Regions from separate parts of the Homo sapiens genome. Here region 2 is linked to region 1. A link is a contact called in ENCODE Hi-C or POLR2A ChIA-PET data. All regions are on one chromosome and are shown on one strand. Each heading gives the region's core, a stretch centred on a gene start or an enhancer-like site at or near the end of the contact. The rest is flanking DNA. Distances are from core to core; before and after follow the strand shown.

Region 1 (5,506 bases), core at 1,342-3,841:
ACCAAGTGAACTCAGCAAAGCTGAGAGAAACTGGGCTCCAGCTCTCATGATTTCCATCTATTCCAGAATAATAAATGTTAGATAAATCCTTCGTTAAGAAGTAACCAAAGACTTTTTTTCCTTTGGGGCAAATCTAAATGATTCCAATTTAGAAAACACATACTTTTTTTTCTGACAGAAGATAACACAAGCTTTAATTTTCAAATTTCCTCCCATGTTTCATGTGAAGGAGTTAAGGTCATGCTGCCCCAAAATATGCTGCTTTGGCATGTTAACTATTTTGAGCTGAAGGCACTTGAGAAAGAGCTGACGCAGGAAGGGCTCTCTGACCTCCCCTTTTCTATTTAAGAATAGGCCATAAAACTTCCCATGAGGAAGGTGCCCTCCTTATACCAGAAAGACAAGAAATCCTTATCACCAGAGACTGGGAATCGACATTGAAATGGATCTGCATAAACAAACTTAATAAATAATCCTTATATCTTACTAGTTTTACCCCCATTCATATATCTCCCAGTCATTTCCCCACAATTTATTACCTCCAGTCCAAACCCCTTTATCTTGTTATTTCTTCATAAATGTATAATTTCTTTGTCAAAAATGTTTAGAAAGATTTCTGCTCTAGTCACTTCTTTAGAGCGTCATGTGAAAGCCCATGTACATGTAAAAATTTAATAAAGCTTGTCTACTTTTCTCCTGTTTATCCATCTTATGTCTGTTTAATTCTTAGTCCCAACCAGAGAATCTGAGAAGGTAGAGGATAATGTGTTTCCTCCTCAACAGATGTAACACGTTATTTTATGTTATTAAATATACTATTAAGACCATTGTAATTCAATATAGAAAGGTAGAAAAGAAAGGAAAGAAGGAAAAACTAGAACCTAAATGCTTATCTCCAAGGGTACGAGTAAATAAAATGCAGCAAATGCATACAATAGAATGTTATGCAACAGTTTGAGATAGAAATACATGTGCTATATTGACAAAGACCTCCAATACATATTAATTGAAAACAGCAAGCTGCTAATTAACACAGGGCATATAAATTCATTGATATTAAAAGACACACACAGACAGACACACATACACACACCTCACAGAACAAAAATATATATTTCTGTATGTATCTAGTATTCATTTATTTACAAAATCACCTAGAAGAAACTCTGAAAGACATGCCCCCAAATGGCAACAATCTCTGGGAAGTATGGCATTGGGAGGCAGGATGCAAATATACATCTCTATTATTTAAAGACTTCCCATCCTTTGAGCTGGAGCTGCAAGGTAAAAATAATAACAAATAAATAACAAAAAAGATTTCCCAATAGATATTCATGTATTTCCCTGTCTTTCTTAGGGTCAAAATCAAAGAGGGCTGGGTACAGTGGCTCATGCCACTAATCCCAGCACTTTGGGAGGCCAAGGTGGGCAGATCACTTGAGCTCAGGAGTTCAAGACCAGCCTGGGCAACACTGATGGTGGCGGTGGCCTGCCTGGAGTAGCCACTGTGAGGATACCAGCTGCAGGGAGGGAGGCATAGCCAGGGCTGCATGCACCACGGAACCGGCGGGGCCGGGAACAGCTGATCCCAGCAAAAGCCCCATGCCCTACGGAGTTGGTTGGGTGGTTGGGTGGGAGCCCATGCTCCCGGGTGCAGCTGCAGCCGCCCAGCCATGGCTCTGGACCCAGGCATGCCTGTACTCTCAGGGCCCTGGGAAGCCCTGCAGGCTCTCACTCCCTGTCCTCTTCCCGCTCTCAGCACCCGCCCCCATGGCAGAGCAAAGCTGCGGACGTATCCTGTTAACTGAGCCCAGGTGCTGTTGTGACCCGGCCAGGTGTGCACACACTTGGGGCAGCACTGACACACCACCGCCCTGCCACCGCCACCTCAGCCCCCTCCAGAAACTGGTTCTGAGGCTGAAACTTTGGGTGCCAACGAGTACGGGAGGGAGGCCTGGGGGGCTGAGGGTGGCTTGGGGCGGGCCTAAGGATGCCCCTTGCGCAGACAGCCTGGGTGCCATGGATAGCATGTTGTTGGTGGTGGGCGACAGGCAGGTTCCTTCCGTGGGAAGGGGCGGGTCCCCTGGAGCCTGGGGGCTGGGCTATCAGTTCTGGACAAAGTCTCCCACCCACAGTGAGAACTTCCTTGATACCTTTTGGCAAATCAAGTGGTGCTTTTTCCAGGCATGCCCATGGACCAATCAGCACACACTTCCTCCATTTTGAGCATTTCCTCCATTCTGAGCCTGTAAAATCCCTGGAGTCAGCCAGACTCAAGACACTCAGGACGACCTGCCTCTGAATAGGAGCTACCCACTTCTGGTCTCCTCTCTCCTGAGAGCTGTACCGCTGCTCAATAAAGCTCCTCTGCCTTGCTCACCCTCTAGCTGTCTGCATAACTCCATTTTTCCTGGAAGCAGGACAAGAACCCAGGACCCGCTGAATGGCAGGAGCAAAAGGAGCTGTAACACTTTCCTAGCTGGCTCCCGAGCTGTGGCAGGAGCTAAAGGGGCTGTAACACTATAGCCCTTCTGCCCTCCATGGGCACCAGGCAGCTGTCCCATGTGACAGGAAGCAGTGGTGGGGTGGGGCCAGCCCAGGAGCCCCGAGCTGAAGCAGGGCAGTGGGACTGAAAGAGCCGCAACACAAACGGGCTGAAACACCCTCCCCACCTTCCCCCGCCCCCAACCCCCGTCACCCCACCTCACCTTACTGGGACGAGGAGGAAAGAAGAGAGGGCTCTCCTTCTGGGAGCCCAGACCTCAGGGCTCCCTGAGTCAGAGCTCGACATGCTGTAATACTCTTTTTGGGACTCTGCGGTTCCTGGCATCTCTGAGCTTTTGGGCGCCACCTGTTCCCCTCGTCCAGACACTGGTGCCTGCAGTGGAAGCCCATTGCAATACATCTGGTCTAGCCGCATCCTCGCACAGAGCCAGTGCTTGTGTTGATGCCTGGAGCTTCCTGCCCTGCCACAGCAGCCAGCCTGCCTGGCTATGCACAGTGGCCAGACTCCACGCTCGCTCGCTGACACAACCCACACCCCTGCCACTTCATGCCTGGCTTGCTCTTGGCATGCATGGGATCCAGGCTGGTAGCACCAGCCAAGATCAGCCTGCCAGGCCAAGTGGGCGATCCCAGTGAGCATAAGCAAAACTCAAGCATAAGTGCCACCAGCCACAGACGCTTCTGGCTGGTGAAGCCACACCCTAAGGATCCTGAGACAACATGGCAAAACCCAGTCTCTACCAAAAATACAAAAATTAGCTGGATGTCGCCTGTATTCCCAGCTACTCAGGAGGCTGAGGCAGGAGGATTGCTCGAGCCAGGAGTTGAGGCTGCAGTAAGCCATGTTCACGCCACCATACTCAAGCCTGACAGACCGTTCTCCAAAAAAAAAAAAAAAAAAAGAATCAAAAGATCTGCACAATCTGTATTCTCTACCCCCTACTTCTCTGATCTCATTTTCCCTTTTACTGATTGATTTTATTTTCCCTTTTACTGATTCCCTACCCATACTTCTCAGATCTCATTTTTCTTTTTACTAATTGTAATCTCCTTGCTAAACCTCAAATATACATGCATTGATGCACCTTAGGGCTTTTGAAAAGGCAGCTCCCTTTGCGAAGAATGCTCTGCCTCTGTTTACCTATGTTGCTCATTAATTCACTTCCTTCAAGTTTTTCAAGTGGTAACTTCTCTGTGAGGCCTACCCTGACTTAATTATAATTCCCCCTACTAGCGTTCCCAGTCTGCCTCATCTTATGCTTGTTTATAGCATTACTCACCTTCTAACACATTATATAATTTGTTACTTACTATGTTTGTTTTTCTCCTTTCACTGGAATGTAAGCTCTATGAGGGCATGGATTTTTACTTCCTTTGTTCATCAGTGTATCCTTAGTTCTTAGAATTGTGCCCAGTATACCAGTCAGTGCTCGATAACATGTGCTAACTTACAAATCTTCACAAGAATATATTCATGTGTTTTGCATGTTTTTAAAAATCAAAGACTATGAATCAAATATAATCACCAATCATACAAACAAAAAGTTAGAATAAAATGTTTGAGAAGTTCCTGGGTTCTGTGGAACAAAGTTTGAAGACCTCTGGCTTAAAGCAAAATCAGACAGAGCTCACATTGATTTAGGCACACGACTTGCAATGCAAACTATTTTACCCTGGAACATCTATTTTTTCAAAACACTGGGAATAAACCAACCATTCCTAGGAGTCTCTGTGAAATCCCCAGGGATTGCTTTTTGTTTTGTTTTTGTTTGAGACCGGGTCTTGCTCTGTTCACCAGGCTATAGTGTAGTGGTGCAATCATAGTTCACTGCAGCCTTGAACTCCTGAGCTCAAGCAATCCTTCCACCTCAGCCCCCTGGGTAGCTAGGACTATGGGCACATGTCACCATAACCAGCTAATTTTTTACAAAAATTTTTGTAGAGATGGAATTTCCCAGGTTGTTCTTGAACACCTGGCCTCAAGCAATCCTCCTGCCTCAACCTCCCAAAGCACTGGGATTACTGCTGTGAGCCACCACACCCAGCCTCTCATCTACTTCTCTCTCTCTCTCTCTCGTAGAGGCAGTCTCCCAGTGTTGCTCAGGCTGGTCTCAAACTCCTGGGCTCAAGCGATCCTCCCACCTATCTCTTTATTTATTATCAAGATTCATAATTATTATTTACAAGCTCCTCAGCACTTGTAGATTTGACTTCTTGTTTTGCCAATTATATTATAAATTTCTCAGAGTTACTGGCCAGATCTTATGCTTCTATAGTCCAATAGTGAGATTCTGTCCACATAGTAAGTATTTAATCAAGGCTTTGTAATCAGCATTGTAAACCAAGTGAGAATATAAATGAGCCTATAAACATTACCCCAAGTCACACAGAACTTTGAACTTTGAAATACTAAATCTATTTCAGTGATTCTTTTCTGAATTTTAAAAGCGAAGCACCGGAACAGAACATTGGCAACTGACAAGTTTTCCTTGTTAACTCCAGATTTGTGTACTGAAAGGTGGTACAAACATCTAGGGAAGCTCGAATCAAAGCTAATATTTTTACTAGACAGACCAACCCCACCTCTGTTATTACCTGGCATATGCGTATGGCTGTTCATAAATGTTTGGGGTCTGAGAATCTAGGTATAAGAAAGTTAATGATTGGTACCTAGATCAGCTTGACAGAGAAGAAAGACTTCCAAGAGCACAGCGCTGCCTGGTTGGTTGGTTCGTTTTCAAAAGGCTGAAGATCTACACAACAAATACAGCAAACTTTATGTATTTACATAATGAAGCACTTGTATGTTTGTATATACCTTTTGTGGCAGAGGAGACCAAAGAAAATGGCATAAAGTAAGGAGAGGTTTTTTGTTGTTTTTTTTTTTTTTGAGACGAAGTCTTGCTCTGTCACCAGGCTGGCGTGCAGTGGCGCGATCTTGGCTCACTGCAACCTCCGCCTCCTGGGTTCAAACGATTCTCCTGCATCAGCCTCCCAAGTA
Region 2 (5,506 bases), core at 947-3,446, 76 kb after region 1:
GAAATATTTACAATCTATTCTCTCTCAAATCTGCTACCTGGAGGCTTTATCTGCATGATAAAACCTTGGTCTCCACAACCCTTATCATAATCCAGACATTCCTTTCTATTGATAATAACACTTTCAACCAATTGCCAATCAGAAAATCTTTGAACCTGCCTGTGACGTGGAAGCCCCCAATTCCAGTTGTTCCACCTTTCTGAACTGAACCATTGTACATCTTACATGTATTAATTGATGTCTCATGTCTCCCTAAAATGTATAAAACAAAGCTGTGGCCCAACCACCTTGAGCTTATGTTTTCAGGATCTTTTGAGGCTGTGTCATGGGCCATTAGTCACTCATAACTGGCTCAGAATAAATCTCTTCAAATATTTTACAGAGTTTGACTGTTTTCATCGACACAATGTAAATATCATCTGAGATGTTATACTAACCCATTTATTTATTATTCACTCACTACATCGTTATTAAACATCTTTGATGTGCCAGGCATGTGGGGGTGGCTCTGGGCAAACAAAGAAATATGCTCAGTCCCTGTCATTGAGTGAGGCCCATAAACACATAATTCCAGCACAACCTGTTATGTGAAAAGACAAGGTATATATCAAGTGAAATGTAAACAAAGGAGGAAATGACTAACTTTGCTTGGGATTGCTGAGAAAGACTTTGTAGAAGAGAAGATTTTTTATCAGTGTCATGAAGGCTTAATAGCAACTGATTTGTTAAAGAATCATGAAAAGATCAACCCCAAGAAAGAAAAGGAAACATGGAAGGACCTGGACTGGAGTCACGCCAGTACAAGGAGGATACTGGCAAAGATGAGGTAGGTGGATGGGAAATAGCAGGACTTGAGGGTAAGACATTGAGTTGAAAACAAAATAATGGTTATTGATCAAACGCAGTGGGGCTTAGGCTGGGGAGTAATGCATATGGATCTGGTGCCATTTTGAAGGACATTGTTGAAGGCAAGGGAAAGCGTCCCCTTCACTCTCTGAAGGTTTGCTGAAAATATTTAACAAGAAGACGATTAATAGGAGAAAAGGCATACAAATTTATTTGATCATAGTTTTTCATGACACAGGGGCCTTCAAAATGAAAGCCCTCCACCTCGAGGTTACAGAAAGAATATGGATTCAGAGCACAGCCAAAAACAGGCTATGGTGGTAAACTAGGCTTTAGTGGCAAAACAGGTTATGAGAGAGACAGAACAGGAGGCCTGCCTAGCAAAGTTGGCCTTATTATATAGATGAAACCTCATGGGTAGCAGACAGAATAGATGACAAATTCTTCTTACCTTTACCAAATTCTCTCACCTCTAAAGGTGTCAGACTCTTAATCTTTCCTAGATCTGACAAGGGAATCCTGGCTGCATGAATATAGATTCTCTACAGATGTAAATTTCCCCCAGGAAAGACAGCTTTGTAGGGCCAATTCCGTTTGCTGGCCCTCTGGCAGTCATCTCAAAGTATATCAAAGAAATATATTTTGGGGTAAAATATCTTGATTTCCTTCCACATCGAGGATGAAAGTTGCTGAAGAAAGGAAAAAAATGTTGGTAGCTCTTGCAGTGATCTAAGCAAAAATTGAGGCACTGGAGAGGAGACTTATTGAGGGGTATGAATCAACAGAGCTTGATTAAGTCTAGGGGTTAAAGGAGTGATTGGGTGACTGAGTGGATAATGGTAACAATCAAAATAGTATCTCAAATTCTACAAGATTCCTTTTGAGCTAGAGTTTGCTCAAAGTACATTCAAAGCAGCACCTGTTGAACTCTGACAGCCCAGAAAAACAATAGCTAACTCACGCATGGCTAAATAGCTCTTAGAATCATAGTGAGTCATTGTTTTGGTTATATTAATGGATTAATTCAGTTAATCCTCACAAAAACCTCATAAAGTAGGCAGGACCATATTCCATTTTACAAATGAGGAGATCAGTTCAGGAAATTAGAACAGAGAGGTGAACTAACTTAACCAAGGTGATATAGCCACTAAGTGTTGGAGTCTGACTTCAAACACAGTCAGTTTTTATACTGCCTTGTTTGAAGCCTGGGGTGAAGATGGAGGTGGAGTGCTGTCCTGGGAGTGGGGCTGAGGGATGCAGCACTTTACAAGGGCAAAGTTTCCTACAAATCACCTTTAAACATCTTTCTTCCTTCTCAAAGTTCACACTCACCCTGGCTGCCAAGTGCTCCCTGCTCCTCGGGGCTATTGCTGTGCTGTTCTTGAGAGCTTCCTCCTTCCACCAGACAGTTTCTGTTCCCCTTAGTTCTGAGAAATGTGGCCGTCCTGGCCTAGCACCCTCCTAGGAGAAGTGAAGTCCCCTGCAGATCTTTCTGTTTGTTTGTTTTTCTGGAGCAAACAAGCCCTGCTTTCAATTCAGGGAAAGGTGGAAGGAGAACAGAGGTCTGGGAATGTGAAGAAGCTAAGACAGTGGATTTGATTGGGCACTTGTTTTGTTTGTGGTGTCTCAGGGATATTCAACTGAAAAGAGAAACCACAGAGATAGGAAGCCAGAAGAGGTTTGAAATTCTTTTGAAATACTTACTAAATATTTGCTTTCAGACACTTTGCAGGAGTATTCAAACAGCATCTCCCTGTATGTTGGAAAGCAGCCCGTGTACACAGCTAAATATTTTTTCTAAATAATCTTGAAAAGGAAACTAAACCAATCATGCATCACTGACAAAGATTTTGTCTTTTTTTTTTTTGAGACAGAGTCTCGCTGTGTCACCCAGGCTGGAGTGCGGTGGCATGATTTCAGCTCACTGCAACCTCCACCTCCCGGGTTCAGGCGATTCTCCTGCCTCAGCCTCCTGAGTAGCTGAGATTACAGGTGCATGCCACCACACCCGTCTAATTTTTGTATTTTTAGTAAAGATGGGGTTTTACCATGTTGGTCAGGCTGGTCTTGAACTCCTGACCTCGTGATCTGCCTGCCTCGGCTTCCCAAAGTACTGGGATTACAGGCGTGAGCCACTGCGCTTGGCCTGTCTTTTTTTTTTTTTTTAATAGGATCTGTTCTAAAAGTAATTTATGATTTGCATTCTGAAACTTGCCATCTAGTCAAGTTTAAAGACCCATGTAGGAACAAATATCATAAAAGTACAAAAAATTGATCATCATATGTATGTAAATGTTGTAATTTTTAAAAAGTCTTCGTGATAATGAAAAGAATCCATGTTGACTATAGCAAACATAAAATACAGAATTTAAAAAATTCCTCTTACTGTCACATATAAGCACCATTAACATTTTGGATGTATTCTCTTCCAGACTTCCTGCAATCTCTTTCTTTCTTTTTGATTACTATATTTCTTTATATTTTATTACTACGGTTGTTGCTAGTTTTCCATTTCAAACATAGCTATTTTCTCTACATAATGCATAACCTGCTATTTAAAAAAAAAACAAACTTTGTTTAAAAATGTACAAAATTAACACATTCTCATCCAAAAAAGAGGTCTTGCAGTGAAAAAGCATATAGGGTCAAAATGATATGTTTCCCTGGTCCCATTCCCCAAGGTAGCCTCAAGCAACAGTTTGATGAAGTTCACAAGTTTTTCCAAAAGCAAAGCCATTCTTGAGGTAAATTTTTCCTCCTCATGTCTATAATCTACATTAATATAAACATATTTTCTCTAGTGTTGTGATCTAGTGTTTTTTTTCCTAACGGTGTTTCAGACAGCTTTTTCACGTCGACCTAAAAGGAAGAGGCCTAACACCAAATACGATTTTAAAAGTTTACTTGAGCCAAAGTGGGAAGAGCTGCCTGGAAGACTCAGACCCAGGTAGCCTTGGTTATGAGCACCATTTGGCCTGTATTATAAGCAGATTTTTTAAAGGCAAAAAAAGGAGACTAGAGATTGCTAGTACAAAGTTGTTTGTCAAGAATTATTATTGGTTTATAGATATAACATTGATCAGTGATTGGCTGTACATCGTTAAGCCATAGGGTGTGGATATAGTGTCAGGTTAAGCATTATTAGGTTAAGTTATAGCTATCTGTGGCAATAGCAAGCAGTTTCAAGGGATGAATCCATAGCTCAAAGCGGGGAATAGGACGTATAGCTCTCTCATTTTAATGTCTCTCTGGGCCTGATGATTTAAAAGACTCACACTCCTAAGATGAAAGTTATTTTCTCATCTATGTAATGTGTTAATAATTATGTCTGGTGAAATGTTGCTAAAACACTGCAACGTGGTTGGCCTTGCTTTGAATGAGCTGGAAGAAGATTTTATATCAGTGTCATCGGAATGCACTGATTCCTTGAATAGTCAGAGACTAATTTTGGTCTAAATTATGTTCTTTCTTTACCTTTTTAAAAAATCAATACGCTTTTCATTTTGAAATTTTTTTTTTTTTTTTGAGACAGAGTCTCGCTTTGACGCCAGGCTGGAGTGCAATGGCATGATCTCAGCTCACTGCAACCTCCACTTCCCAGGTTCAAGCAATTCTCCTGCCTCAGCCTCCTAAGTAGCTGGGATTACAGGGGTGCGCCACCATGCCCAGCTAATTTTTGTATTTTTAGTAGAGACGAGGTTTCACCATGTTGGCCAGGATGGTCTCAATCTTGACCTTGTGATCTGCCCGCCTCAGCCTCCCGAAGTGCCAGGATTACAGGCATGAGCCACCGTGCTCAGCCTGAAATAATTTTTAAAAGTTGCAAAGATAGTACATAGAGTTCCTATATACACTTCACCCAGCTCCCTCTAATGTTAATCTCTTATGTCATCATGGTACATTTGTCAAAGCTAAGAAATTGACATTGGCACAATACAGTTAACTGTAGACTTTATTTGGATTTCACCAGTTTTTCCACTAATATTCTTCTATTCCAGAATCCATTCAGGATACCTATTATTTTAGTTACTTTATCTTTTAAGTTACATTGTTTCATTGCCTCTCTATGAAGGATTGTGGGAAGGGGAAGGGGTTAGAGAGAAAATACATACTGATGCATTTGAGATTAAAGGAAATCAAAATACTTTATCTCAAAATACATATTTCCTGGACATAGTTCACGATGGCTATTTAGAAGGGCTGGATGGCTGGGTGTGGTGGCTCATGCCTACAACCCCAGCACTTTGGGAGGCCAAAGTGGGTGGATCGCTTGAGTCCAGGAGTTCGAGACCAGCCTGGGCAACATGGCGAAACCCTACAAAAAATAGAAAAATTAGCCGGGCATGGTGGCGCGCGCCTGTAGTTCCCAGTACTCAAAGGGCTGAGGCAGGAGGATCACTTGAGCCTTGTGGGATTGTGTGTGTGGAAGTTGCAGTGAGCCAAGATTGGGCCACTGCACTCCAGCCTGGGTGACAAAGGAAGACCCTGTCTCAAAAATAAAATAAAATAGAAGGGCTGGAAATGGAAGAATAGCTGAAAAGCTGTCTTTTGTAGGAGGAAATTTGCATCTGCAGAGAAACAGCTGCATTGGTGCAGCCAAGCTTTCTCTGAAGCCATCTCGCATCTGATCTAGGAAGGATTAACTGAGAGTCTGATATTT

What was found. A loop is a pair of places that touch in the nucleus more often than their neighbours do. ChIA-PET counts read pairs that join two places held with the same protein, here RNA polymerase II (POLR2A).
Region 2: a map of Caco-2 shows a loop between it and region 1 (6-fold over the local background). The contact joins two enhancer-like sites. A Hi-C loop is called at or near these places in 1 of 168 maps with a recorded cell type or tissue (Caco-2). POLR2A ChIA-PET finds 5 or more read pairs at or near these places in 7 of 52 experiments (HEK293T, OCI-LY7, T-cell and 3 more).

The regions. Positions count from the first base shown.
Region 1 is chr4:88,242,461-88,247,966 of GRCh38, forward strand. No RefSeq gene overlaps it. Among named protein-coding and RNA genes, the nearest start is that of PPM1K, 39 kb to the right of the region's middle. RefSeq lists an enhancer at 1,671-2,203. Within about 2 kb of position 2,592, at least 3 of the 41 ENCODE cell types and tissues checked have a DNase peak (open chromatin) inside an H3K27ac peak, as active enhancers do.
Region 2 is chr4:88,318,600-88,324,105 of GRCh38, forward strand. All of the region lies in intron 3 of PPM1K-DT (PPM1K divergent transcript), which reads left to right. Among named protein-coding and RNA genes, the nearest start is that of PPM1K-DT, 36 kb to the left of the region's middle. RefSeq lists an enhancer at 2,240-2,319. Within about 2 kb of position 2,197, at least 16 of the 41 ENCODE cell types and tissues checked have a DNase peak (open chromatin) inside an H3K27ac peak, as active enhancers do.